Linked DNA regions of Homo sapiens: region 2 is linked to region 1. Evidence: read pairs that join two places in POLR2A ChIA-PET (ENCODE). Cell type or tissue: CD4-positive, alpha-beta T cell. All regions are shown on one strand. Each heading gives the region's core, and the rest is flanking DNA. Links, peaks and the distances in the headings are about the cores only.

The links. ChIA-PET counts read pairs that join two places held together with the same protein. Peaks named below come from ENCODE experiments on the same cell type or tissue, not always from the same donor. Only the 100,000 strongest peaks of a DNase experiment are listed, where the experiment ranks them.
Region 2: POLR2A ChIA-PET joins it to region 1 with 10 read pairs; 6 of 35 experiments call an interaction of 5 or more read pairs at or near these places.

Annotation. Positions count from the first base shown.
Region 1 is chr13:40,483,499-40,488,878 of GRCh38, reverse strand. No RefSeq gene overlaps it. Among named protein-coding and RNA genes, the nearest start is that of LINC00598, 5.2 kb to the right of the region's middle. In CD4-positive, alpha-beta T cell, for the core only: no CTCF peak of the experiment used is centred there; DNase peaks (open chromatin) are centred at 3,118, 3,518 and 3,638; H3K4me3 peaks cover 577 bases; H3K27ac peaks cover 3,240 bases.
Region 2 is chr13:40,420,556-40,425,935 of GRCh38, reverse strand. The region is part of intron 6 of LINC00598 (long intergenic non-protein coding RNA 598); the gene reads left to right. Among named protein-coding and RNA genes, the nearest start is that of LINC00598, 58 kb to the left of the region's middle. In CD4-positive, alpha-beta T cell, for the core only: no CTCF peak of the experiment used is centred there; no DNase peak of the experiment used is centred there.

The DNA of each region.
Region 1 (5,380 bases), core at 154-5,153:
GAGAAATCTCTAGTCCTTGTGGGCCGCTCACCGTGGCTCACGCCTGTAATTCCAGCACTTTGGGAGGCCGAGGCGAGTGGATCACCTGAGGTCAGGAGTTTGAGAGCAGCCTGGCCAACATGGTGAAACCCATCTCTACTAAAAATACAAAAATTGGCCAGGCGTGGTGGTGCGCACCTGTAGTCCCAGCTACTCGGGAGTCTGAGGCAGGAGAACAGCGTGAACCCGGGAGGCGGAGCTTGCAGTGAGCCGAGAACGCGCCACTGCACTCCAGCCTGGGTGACAGAGCCAGACTCCGTCTCAAAAAAAAAAAAAAAAAAAGAAAGAAATCTCTAGTCCTTGACTTGCAAAGCTTCTGTCCAGAACTGCTGGGGTTCACAACCCATGTGTCCATTAACTAGCTAGGGGATCTTGGGTACATTCCTTCATGGCTGGGTGTCTTGTTTTTAATCCACAAAATGGGAGAATAATGATATCAGTCTTGCTAGGAGGATCAAATGAGTTAAGACAGTCAAAGCACTTCAAACAGAGCTACGTTAGCTATTATGAGTATTATTGTTAACTTTAGTGTGCTGTGAGAGGGTGGACCCTGCCTGGGTTACAGGGCAGCAGGAAGCAATTTGGTTCAATTCTCTTGAATGTGGGAGAGCCAGGGGGTGGTGGGCACGCTTCTACTGCAATCTCCCTCCTTCCTTGAAAGATTTGTGTGGGTCAGTGGACAGGAAACAGATAATTCTAATAAAGGAATGGCCTCCTTGCTACTTTCTGAATAAATTCCAAATCCCTTAGCATGGCATTGAAGGCCTGCCCGGGATCTGGCCTGGACTCATCGCAATAGCTCTGGCGCACGCAGTGGGCATGGAATATGTATGTGTCTCCTGAGTATGGACCCGTGAAAGCCTTTTCTACCCTCCTCCCCCAGAGGCCACCAGCTCTGGTTTATTCTCACTGCTCCTAACACCTTGAAACTTCATGCCTCCATGCATTATTCTCTCCAAATTTCTCCTCCTAACAGGACCCATTTCCTAAGTTGCCTTTACCCTAAAGCCTTTTTTGGAGTCTTCCCCTCTTTCACCTTCAAATTAAATCACATCTTCTCTGTACTGCATTGTTTACCCCACTACCAAAGAAGTTCGAGCCTGGGCACGAGGGCTCACACCTATAATCCCAGCACTTTGGGAGGCTGAAGTGGGAGGATCATTCGAGGCCAGGAGTTTGAGACCAGCTTAGCAACACAGCCCGACCTTGTCTCTACAAAAAATAATAAAAAATAAATTAGCTGGGTGTGGTGGCGGGCACCTGTAGTCCCAGCTACTCAGGAGGCTGAGGTGGGAGGATCACTTTAGCGCAGGAGTCGAGGCTGCAGTGAGCTATGATGGCGTCACTGCACTCCAGTCTGGGTGACAGAGGGAGACCCTGTCTCAAATAAATGAATAAATAAATAAATAGATAAATTTTAAAAAAGAAGTTTGCGTGTGCGTATGTGTGCGTTCATGCATTTGGATGCATCCCAGCCACCTGTCTTTCTCCCAGCCCATCTGCCAAACAGCGCTAGAGGGATAATTCTAAAAGCACCAGTTGAGCCCTCCCCTCTGTGTTTTAACTGGCTGCTGTAATTAATGCCAGCACGTGACATTTGTTATTTTACATAACCCTCACGATCTATGAGGTGGGTATTATTATGCCCATTTTACAGATGAGAGGATGGAGGTTTAGAAAGATTCAGTATTTCTCCCAAGATTGCACCATTAGTACAAGCAGGGATTCCATTTGAGTGTGGCTGACCTCCCAAATCAAGGCCTCTGACCCTTAGCTATACAGCCTGTACTGCACTCCACGGGTCAAAAACCCAAAATGAGAAACAGCCACGCTCCTCAGCAGACGCTGAAGCCTCGGACCTGGTTTCCAGCACTGCCCTATGTGCATCATGGTCCAGCCTCATGGGTCCGTGTGTGTTACCTAGCCAGCCCATCTCTCTGGGCCTGGGCCATGGAGTTTCCTACTGCCTCTGCCTGGAATGTCCAGCTGCCCAACCACTGTGAAAACAGTGAGTTGGGTCAAGTGTTAGCTCCTTTGGGAAGCCTGCTCTGCCTCTCCCTCTCTAATCTTCGGGAATAATTAGGGGCTCCCTTCCTGTGCCCCCTCCGGTCTTCCCCAGCCCTTCCTGCGGGCAGCTGTGTGCTCACATGCCATTCCAACCCCTGGACAGTCTGTCCCCAGAGGTCGTGGGCTTTGCTGTGTTTGTCCTTGTATCTTCGAGCCTGGCTTTGGCCCTGACCACACATGTGTGGCACTGTAAATGCTGCTGAAGTAATAGAGAGTTGGGTAAATGACGATCGCTTTTCTGCCTTGCTGGCTGCAAATCCCACCTTCACAGAGCAGGCCCAGAACATTCCCATGGTGCTGGGCCACCAGGGAGCCGTTTGGGGAAACCAAGCTAATATTCTTCTAATGTTTAGGAAAAATAGGCGGTTTCACTGCAGGTTTCATCGCAGGTCACCTGACTGGCCTCGAGGGCAGTTCAAGTCTCTACTTAAACACCTGAGAATGGATGCTGGGCCACTCCCTGGGGATCATTTTGCCCCATGCAGTAATTCTACCAATCTGGGTAGCAGAAAGGTTAAGTGACTTGCTCAAGGACCCACAGAACTAAGGGAGAGAGCTTGGGATGGGAAGCAGTGGCCTCTGTGCTTTCTGCTCTGGGACCCATTTCTCAGCCCTTGGGAGGGCCCACTGAGGGTGGGGTGCGGTTTGGGCTGGCTTTGAAATCCTTGGGATCGTCTGGCGAAGTTGAGAACAGGGCAGCAGCCTTGCTTCAGAAGTCTTGGGGCTGCTCTGGGTACCTGAGCTGCTGCCCCGGCAGCAGGAAGTAATACTTTTAGAGCTTTAGCCCCAAAACCTCAGAAACTTTTTGATGATGCATTAAATGTCAAGTATATTGTTGAGAGGTGAAAAAAAAAAAAACCCAGGTATCAGCCTTTGTTACTGAGATGACAGGAGATAGTAATATTACAGGAAGTCATACTGTCAAAATAATAGAGAGGGTAGTGTCTAGGGGGCCACACCTTATAATAACTGTACTTAGTACAAAGGAGATTTCGTGTGCACCTCCGCATCTGTGCACTCTGAGGTGGAGCCCGGAGAGGAGGTGTAGAGAGAAGAAGGTGGAGTCTGCTCTGCGGGTATCTTTGCTTTGACATACAAAGCAGAGTTTAACTCAAAGACTGCTTTGTCTGGGGACAGACTACTCAGGCTTCAGGCCAATTACCATGAAAATTCACGTTAAAAAAAAATGCGTAATTGAAGCAAAAGGATTTTTAAATCTTTTTTTTTTTTTTTGCCTAAATGATTTGTCTACTTAGATGATAATTTCCAGATAATTGCAGCATTTTGGAACTGGAAGGGACTCTAAGGGGTCATTTTTCCCCACTGATGAGGGCTTCACAGCCTGCAGATGGACTTGGTTCAGGTCCTCAGCTAGGTGATGGCTCAGCAAGTCTGGCCCCTAGGCACCCTGGCCCCATGCCTGCCACTTCCTGCGGCCACACCCTGCCCACCCTCCCATCTCCTTTCCAAATGAGGTAACTCCCTGGGCAAGCCTTCTGTTCTGTAGGACAAGTTATCTAGCCTAGCCCCTGGCATGGTATAAGTCCTGGACACATGTTTGCTGAGAGAATAAACATGAGTTGGGCAGGAACTGGGCCAGGCTCCTCCACATGTTGTATGTGAAGCCTGTAGGTAGAGCTGGTTCACAGCCTGGCTGTTTAAACATGCAGGGACTTAGGCTGCAAGCGGGTGTGGACCGCATGGTGTGTTTGGAAGCAAAGCAACATTCACACGCTGTAGCGAAAGACATCTCCCTTCCGACTCCAGACGGGAGCTATTCTCTCCCTTATTTCTGTCTCTAGACCTGACCCTCCTTCAAGCCTATCTCTCCAGCTGCCTGCCTGGCACCTCCACTAGGATGTGCAGCTGGCATCTCACACTTGACATGGCCAAACCAGTCTTCTTCCATCTTCTGCTCGGTTACAGCATTTATCTACTCATTAAATCTAAAGAGTCGCCCTTAGTTCTTCTGTTTCCCACTCCTCCAAGCACACTCAATCTACCAGCAAGTCCCATTGGCTTTGCAGTAAAGAATATACGTCAGATTGGGCCACTTGTCAACCCTCTACCTCTACTCCCCTCATTCAAGCCACCACCGTCTCCCTGAGCTCTGGGTCCCGCAGCTACTCCTATTCCGGGCAGACCCATGCTTGCTCCCATCCCTGGTCTTGGCGCCACTGTGCCATCTTCCTGCACGCGCCTCCTGCCTCTCGGATGGCTGCCTCCTCCTTGGCATCAGCCTCCTCTTGGCTCGGACATGACCCATTACAGAGGTCCTCCCCGACTCCCATCTGAGAAAGTCCCCCTGCTCCCCATTACTCATCACTTTACTGTTTTGGTTTTGTGTTCAGGACACTTATTACCATCAAACACTCTCTTACTTACTGATTTGTCTGCTGTCACCTCCCCATGCTAAAGGGTTAATCTCCAGGAGGGCAGGGACTGTGTCAGCCTCACGGCAGGAGCTCAGTCAGTGCTGCCTGCAGTGAGCAACACACTGGCATCTACACAAGTCTCTGCCCCCTCTTCCTCTCTGTCATTCGCCTGTATATGCCAAACAGCTGCTGAAAAGCCAGAAGAGGAGTTCAAGGACACTCACACAATCTTTGAAAAGACATGGGTTTTATTTCCTCTCCTTACCACCATGGCAGTGCGAGGGGCAGCGTTTCTGCTCTGCGCACCTCCATGGAGGCACGCACACAACCTTGCTGTGGTCAGCACACCCTCATCCTCACTCCGCTAGTGAGAAGACCCAAAGCTCTGCAGGGCTCGGGAGCACAGGTGTGTAGGCAGGATCCGTGCCGCGGCTCTTGCTAGCTCTGCTGCGAAGTGGTCCCACGAGGACAGTCATTCATTCATCATAGGGAGACTAGGAAAGGCTTGCAGCTTGGTTCTCCCATCTGCCTGGGTGCTCAGTGCTTACTGGCAGGGCCGCTGCGGCCTGGGCGTGTGGCTTTCTTGCCTGACTGCACATGCGTCTGCCAGTGGCTCTCGAGCACCCATAGAGAGCTTCCTTGTCCAGGCTTCTTGCCAGGACCCAGGGCTGGGGACAAATGTGCAAATGACAGGGACCAGCTCTGTAAGGAAGCAACAACTGCCCACATCTCCATCTGCTTCACCTGATGCTCGCCATCGTCTCTGGGTAATCCTGCCCCAACTATGCTGGCTACGGTTGCAGATAAATGTTTCCCATCTCACATGGATTGAGAGCTTGCTGTGTACCACCGATTCTGTGTTTTATGTTCCCTTACGGTTTAATCCTTGCAAACAATCC
Region 2 (5,380 bases), core at 282-5,281, 63 kb after region 1:
GCTGATATGGCTTTGTGGACTCCCAGGTCCCTTTGGCTTCTGACTGCTCTTGTTAAATGCTCGTGTCCTAACTAGGAGGCAGGGGCCTCAACCCTGGGCCTGAATTAACTTTAGTAGAAATGTTGGACGATAACATGGTCTGAGAGATATGTTAGGGTCTATGAGGGAGGAATAGCGGCTGTGTGGCTCTTAGCAGATTAGACTAGTTTTAATTCCATTTGGTGGTCCGAATTTGCCCTTCATTAACTGCATGATGGAACATGCATCATGTTTACTGCAGGCTTGCTGTGCGCCAGGCATGGTGGAGGCCTGCAAATGCAGGCAGGGCTGAGGGCTCAGAGAGTGGAAGCCTCTGGGGGCCCTGTACGGTCAGCGGTGCATGGGAAGGGCTACTCTTTAGCAGGAGGCTCAGCGAGGACCTCTCTGATGTGGGCCGACCAAAGGGACAGGGAACAAACAGCTCATTCTGAAGCCTTGAGATGAGAGCAGGCTTGGAGTGGAAGGAGCAGCTGGGGGGTCAGTGTGGCTGGAGCAGGGTGAGGTGGAGGGTGGGGTGGGCCAGCCAGGGTCAGCCAGGCTGCAAGGATGAAGATCAGGCAGCTACTTTGCATTTCATTCTGAGTGTGATGGAAAGCTACTGGGGGCTTGGAGCTCTGAAAGATTCTTTCTTTTTTTGCGTGTACATTTAAAGGGTACAAGTGCAGTTTCGTTACATGAATATTTGCGTAGTGATGAATTATGGGCTTTTTGTGTACAGACATTTTTCAAAAGCAGATATACAACAAAATCTCAGAAATCACCGCTAAAGAACTTATTCATGTAACCAAACACCACCTGCTCCCTAAAAACCCATTGAAATAAAAAATAAATTAAAAAATCCTTGAAAAAATACCATACCACTCCCAACAGTTTTATTTATTTATTTATTTATTTTATTTATTTATTTTTTTGAGACGATGTCTCGCTCTGTCACCCAGGCCGGACTGCAGTGGCGCCATCTCGGCTCACCGCAAGCTCCGCCTCCCGGGTTCACGCCATTCTCCTGCCTCAGCCTCCTGAGTAGCTGGGACTACAGGCGCCCGCGACCGCGCCCGGCTAATTTTTTGTATTTTTAGTAGAGACGGGGTTTCACCGTGTTAGCCAGGATGGTCTCGATCTCCTGACCTCGTGATCTGCCTGCCTCGGCCTCCCAAAGTGCTGGGATTACAGGCGTGAGCCACTGCACCCGGCTAGTTTTATTTATTTTTTAACCTAAAATATATGTTTGAAAAGTAAATAACAAACAAAAGAAGAGATACAAATGACTTAGGTTCTTCAAGGATCACTCTGAGGGAGGGTGGCAGCTTTGACTAGGGTGTAGTGGAGGAGCTGAGAGTGAGTGGTCAGATTTGGGATTTGTTCTGAAGGCAGAGCCAACAGCATTTGCTGATGCATTGAGCGTGGTAGAGGAAGAGGGAGTTGTTTGGATGAGTAACTGCTGTGTCCAGGATGTGGACATCTGGAAAAGTTCAGTGGCCATGGGTACTTCAGGAGGTTCAACCTGGGGAAGTTACTGGCAGGAGATGGATGTCAGGAATAAATGCCTTCTCTGCAGCCTCTGCAATAAGTCTCAACTCTGCTACCTGAGTTATCTTTCTAAAGGAGGTTTAGTTATTTTCCTTTGTCCCAGACCAACAATATGTCCCATTGTCTTTAGACTAAAGTCCAAGCCAGCCTGTGGCCCTCAAGGCCTCAACCTACCTTGCCCATCCATCTCCAGCCATTTCCTTCCCTGCTTGTTAATCTACGACCCAGACACATCAAACCAGTCTTCCCCACTCAACCACCCCGTGATACCACAAATCTCACATCCCCTGACTTGGTTCATGCTCTTTCATGCTTCCCTACTTTTCAAGAGCCTTTTGAAATATAATTAAAATTCTGCCGTCTCGAAGTTCACATCCCCAATTCTTCACAATGGAATTATTTCTCTAATAAAACTTGACTTGTACGTTTAGTCTAGTCTTCATCTAATTCTTCTTTGTAACAAGTTAGATCTCTAAATATATACAGCTGTCCCTTGGTATCCTTGGGGGATTGGTTCCAGAACCCCCTGCACATACCAAAATCTGAGGATGCTCAAGTCCTTTATATAAAATGCTGTAGTCATTTCATGTAACCTGTGCACTTCCTCTCACATACTTTAAATCATCTCTAGATTACTTACAGTACCTAACACAATGCAAAGGCTATGGAAATAGTTGTTATTCTGTATTTTAAAAATTTATATTTTTAAATTGTTTTTATTTATTTATTTGACTATTTTTCCATCTGTAGTTGGTTGAATTCACAGATGTGGAACCCTTAGATGCAACGGGCCAACTGTATTATATATATTTATATTGTATCTTTGTATGTATTGTGTGTTTTGTGTTATAGTCAAATAGCATGATCATATTATTTTTATTAACATACTGTCTCTGGTATTAGATTAGGCGCTTCTCAAGGACGAAGCTGCATCTTACTCTGTATCCAAGTTTAAGCCAGATTTTTAGACTCGCAGTAGATGATTTGAAGCACGTTGATAAGTAAAATTAGGAAGGGGCCAAGAGAGCCGTTCTGGAGCATCAATACCCTCTGATTACAGCTATTGCTGGTAGAAGGGGGTGAGAGTAAAGTGCTTTTCAAAACCTGTAAATAGGGCAGCTCAGTTTCAGATGCAGCTATCGCTCTCCAAATAATCTGGCGGTCCACCATATTCCCCAGCATCCTTTGCGATCAGATTGGTCACATAACTAGCTCTGGTCAAAGAAATGTGAGTGGGAAATCAGAGTGTCACTTCTGGCTGAGGTGCTTAAGAGCCAGTGCTGTCTCTCATCTCTGTCTTCCCCTGCTGCAGTGATCCTGCAGCCATGTGGTGCTAGGTAGATCACAGAATGAGTGGGGCATGGATGCAGACTCCCCAGAGGGAGGAGGGCCCTGCCATCTCCTGTCAGACTTTGCAAGAACATGAAATCAATCGTTTGCCAAACCACTGTGATTTTGATGTACTTGTTACATCATTATAGCCTATTCTGACAACTATATCTTCTCAAAGTAAAGCTAGTAAAATCTCACACCATGGATGTGATTAGCCACCTGAGAAAGCTGTGTAAGAATTGGTCTATCTGTAGAACTTGCAGACATCTGAATCAGATTCCAGGTGATTCAGAGAATGAGCTCATGGAGGCAGAAGTAGAATATGATTGTAAACAAAGCAACAGCAGAAATCTAATCAATTGTAAGGTAGTGTGTTTCAGAAGGGGGATATAAAAACAGAGATGAAGAGCCAGTAGTTGGTTGTTTCCTTGAGAGAGGGTGTCTCCTGGCTGGATGGGGGAACAGCATCTGAGCCCTTGAGAAGATGTAATTGTACTGTGGAGATGGACATACCAGGCTGTTTTGGCCAATAACATAACACACCCAGGTTTCATAACTTCCTGCTCTTGTTGTGAATCCATGCCTGCCTTTTAACCTTTGATAATTCTCAACTTGCCATTAGTTCAAAGGAGAGAAGGTCCTCATGTGCTATCACATGTATTAGCTGACTTAATTGATAGATCATTCTCATTGTGAATTAATTTTTCAGCAATCTGTTATTTGTACTGGCCTTTGTTGCCAGGTCACAGGTGCACCCCAGGCACTGTCACTTAACATTGCTCCATGGGGTTGTGCATTGTACAGCATATGCAAACTTTAGACGTGTCCAGGGACAGAATTGGTTGGAAAACGTTCAGCTTTGTAGATATGATCTCATGAACCTTTACATTAAGGCTGGAGGCCCCCAAACACACTCTCATGGAATTTTCTCCTTGAAAATAAATTTGACTGTTTAATGGAAAAACTTACAGATCCAACCAAAAAAACAGACTCCAGTTTTGTTCATGTAAGTGAATTTTAGGGAGGAGAGTCATGCAAACGTAGTATAACTCTGCTGTTTTCCACAAAAATCTCAAGAAAATTTTGAATCACCAACAATAGGTATATCGGCAGCTGTGCGTTTGAAGGCTACCAACAAATCCATACTCATATATAGTTATTTCTCAAGTATGGTTCATATGAGAATCACCACTTGGAGATTTTCAGTTCTCTTTTTATCTTTCTAGTTTCAGATTTGAACATACTGAGTTAGGTTCTCATATCCCAAACACCAAGTTCCAAACTAAAAACAGAACAAAAATCTTTGTTACTTTTTTAATTGTAAAAACAATATATATATATATATATATATATATATATATATATATGTTTCTAAAAGAGTAGAAATATAAAAAATAGAAAGTAGAAACCTTCCTACTTCCATCCCCCAGAAATAGCCACAGTGAATATTTTGGTGAATATCCTTCCAGATCTTCTCCCTACACATATACAGCCATATGTGTTATTATTTACACAAATGGGATAATTTTATGCATGCTGTCTTGCAGTTTGCTTTTTTTCCTTTCAGCAACATATCTTGGGCATCTTTTTCATGTCAACGCACATTTGCATTTTTTAGTGGCTGCAGAATATTACATTTTCTGTGTGTACTATAATTTATTTAGCCAATTCCCATTGGTGGATATGTGGGTTGCTCTTAATTTTTCACTTTTATAAGCAATACTGAAATGAATGTTCTTGTGTGTGTATATATATATATATATCTCCTTGGGTACTATATGGTACTACTATAGTTAAATTTCAGGTAAGAAAATATCGTTTCAAAAGATTTCCATATTTTACATTTTAATAGCTTTTACCAAAAAGTCTGTGTCAGTTTACACCCTCATCACCACCATGCTAGCATCTTGGCTGGAATTGCATTTTGATAATCTTATGTAATAGAAACCCCAGGACTAGTGTCCACTCTGCAAGGCATCATTTTTGACTTACTAAAATATAAATATTACTCCATAGAGCTCCATTTTAATTGTGGTTTCACAGGGACAAGACAGTAACCGTGTTTCCCATACTGAGTGGCGATGCCTAGGGTAGACCTGTTATCTGGCAGCTGCCTAAATGGCTGCCCAGAGGCTTTCAAAAAGTCTCATCCCCTGACTACACATACACTATGACCACTGCACATGTACAAGGAGGTTTGTCACACTGGCCGGAGTGGGAAGTGCTTTATTTTAAGCCCGCCTTTTGCAAAGAAGTCTGTGGGGTTAAAATGGAAAAAGATCCTTAACTTCCATACTTGCAGGCCCTGCATCCTTGGGTGTGTCACTAATTCTCTGAGCTGATTTCCTCATTGGGCAAATGGCGTCCTGTGAGAATTAACTGAGAAAGTATATGCAACTCCCTTCCACAATGCCTGACACGCAGTATTTGCTGCATAGAGGTTTCTGGTGTGAATTAACCCTCTTCTGACTATCTTTATCAG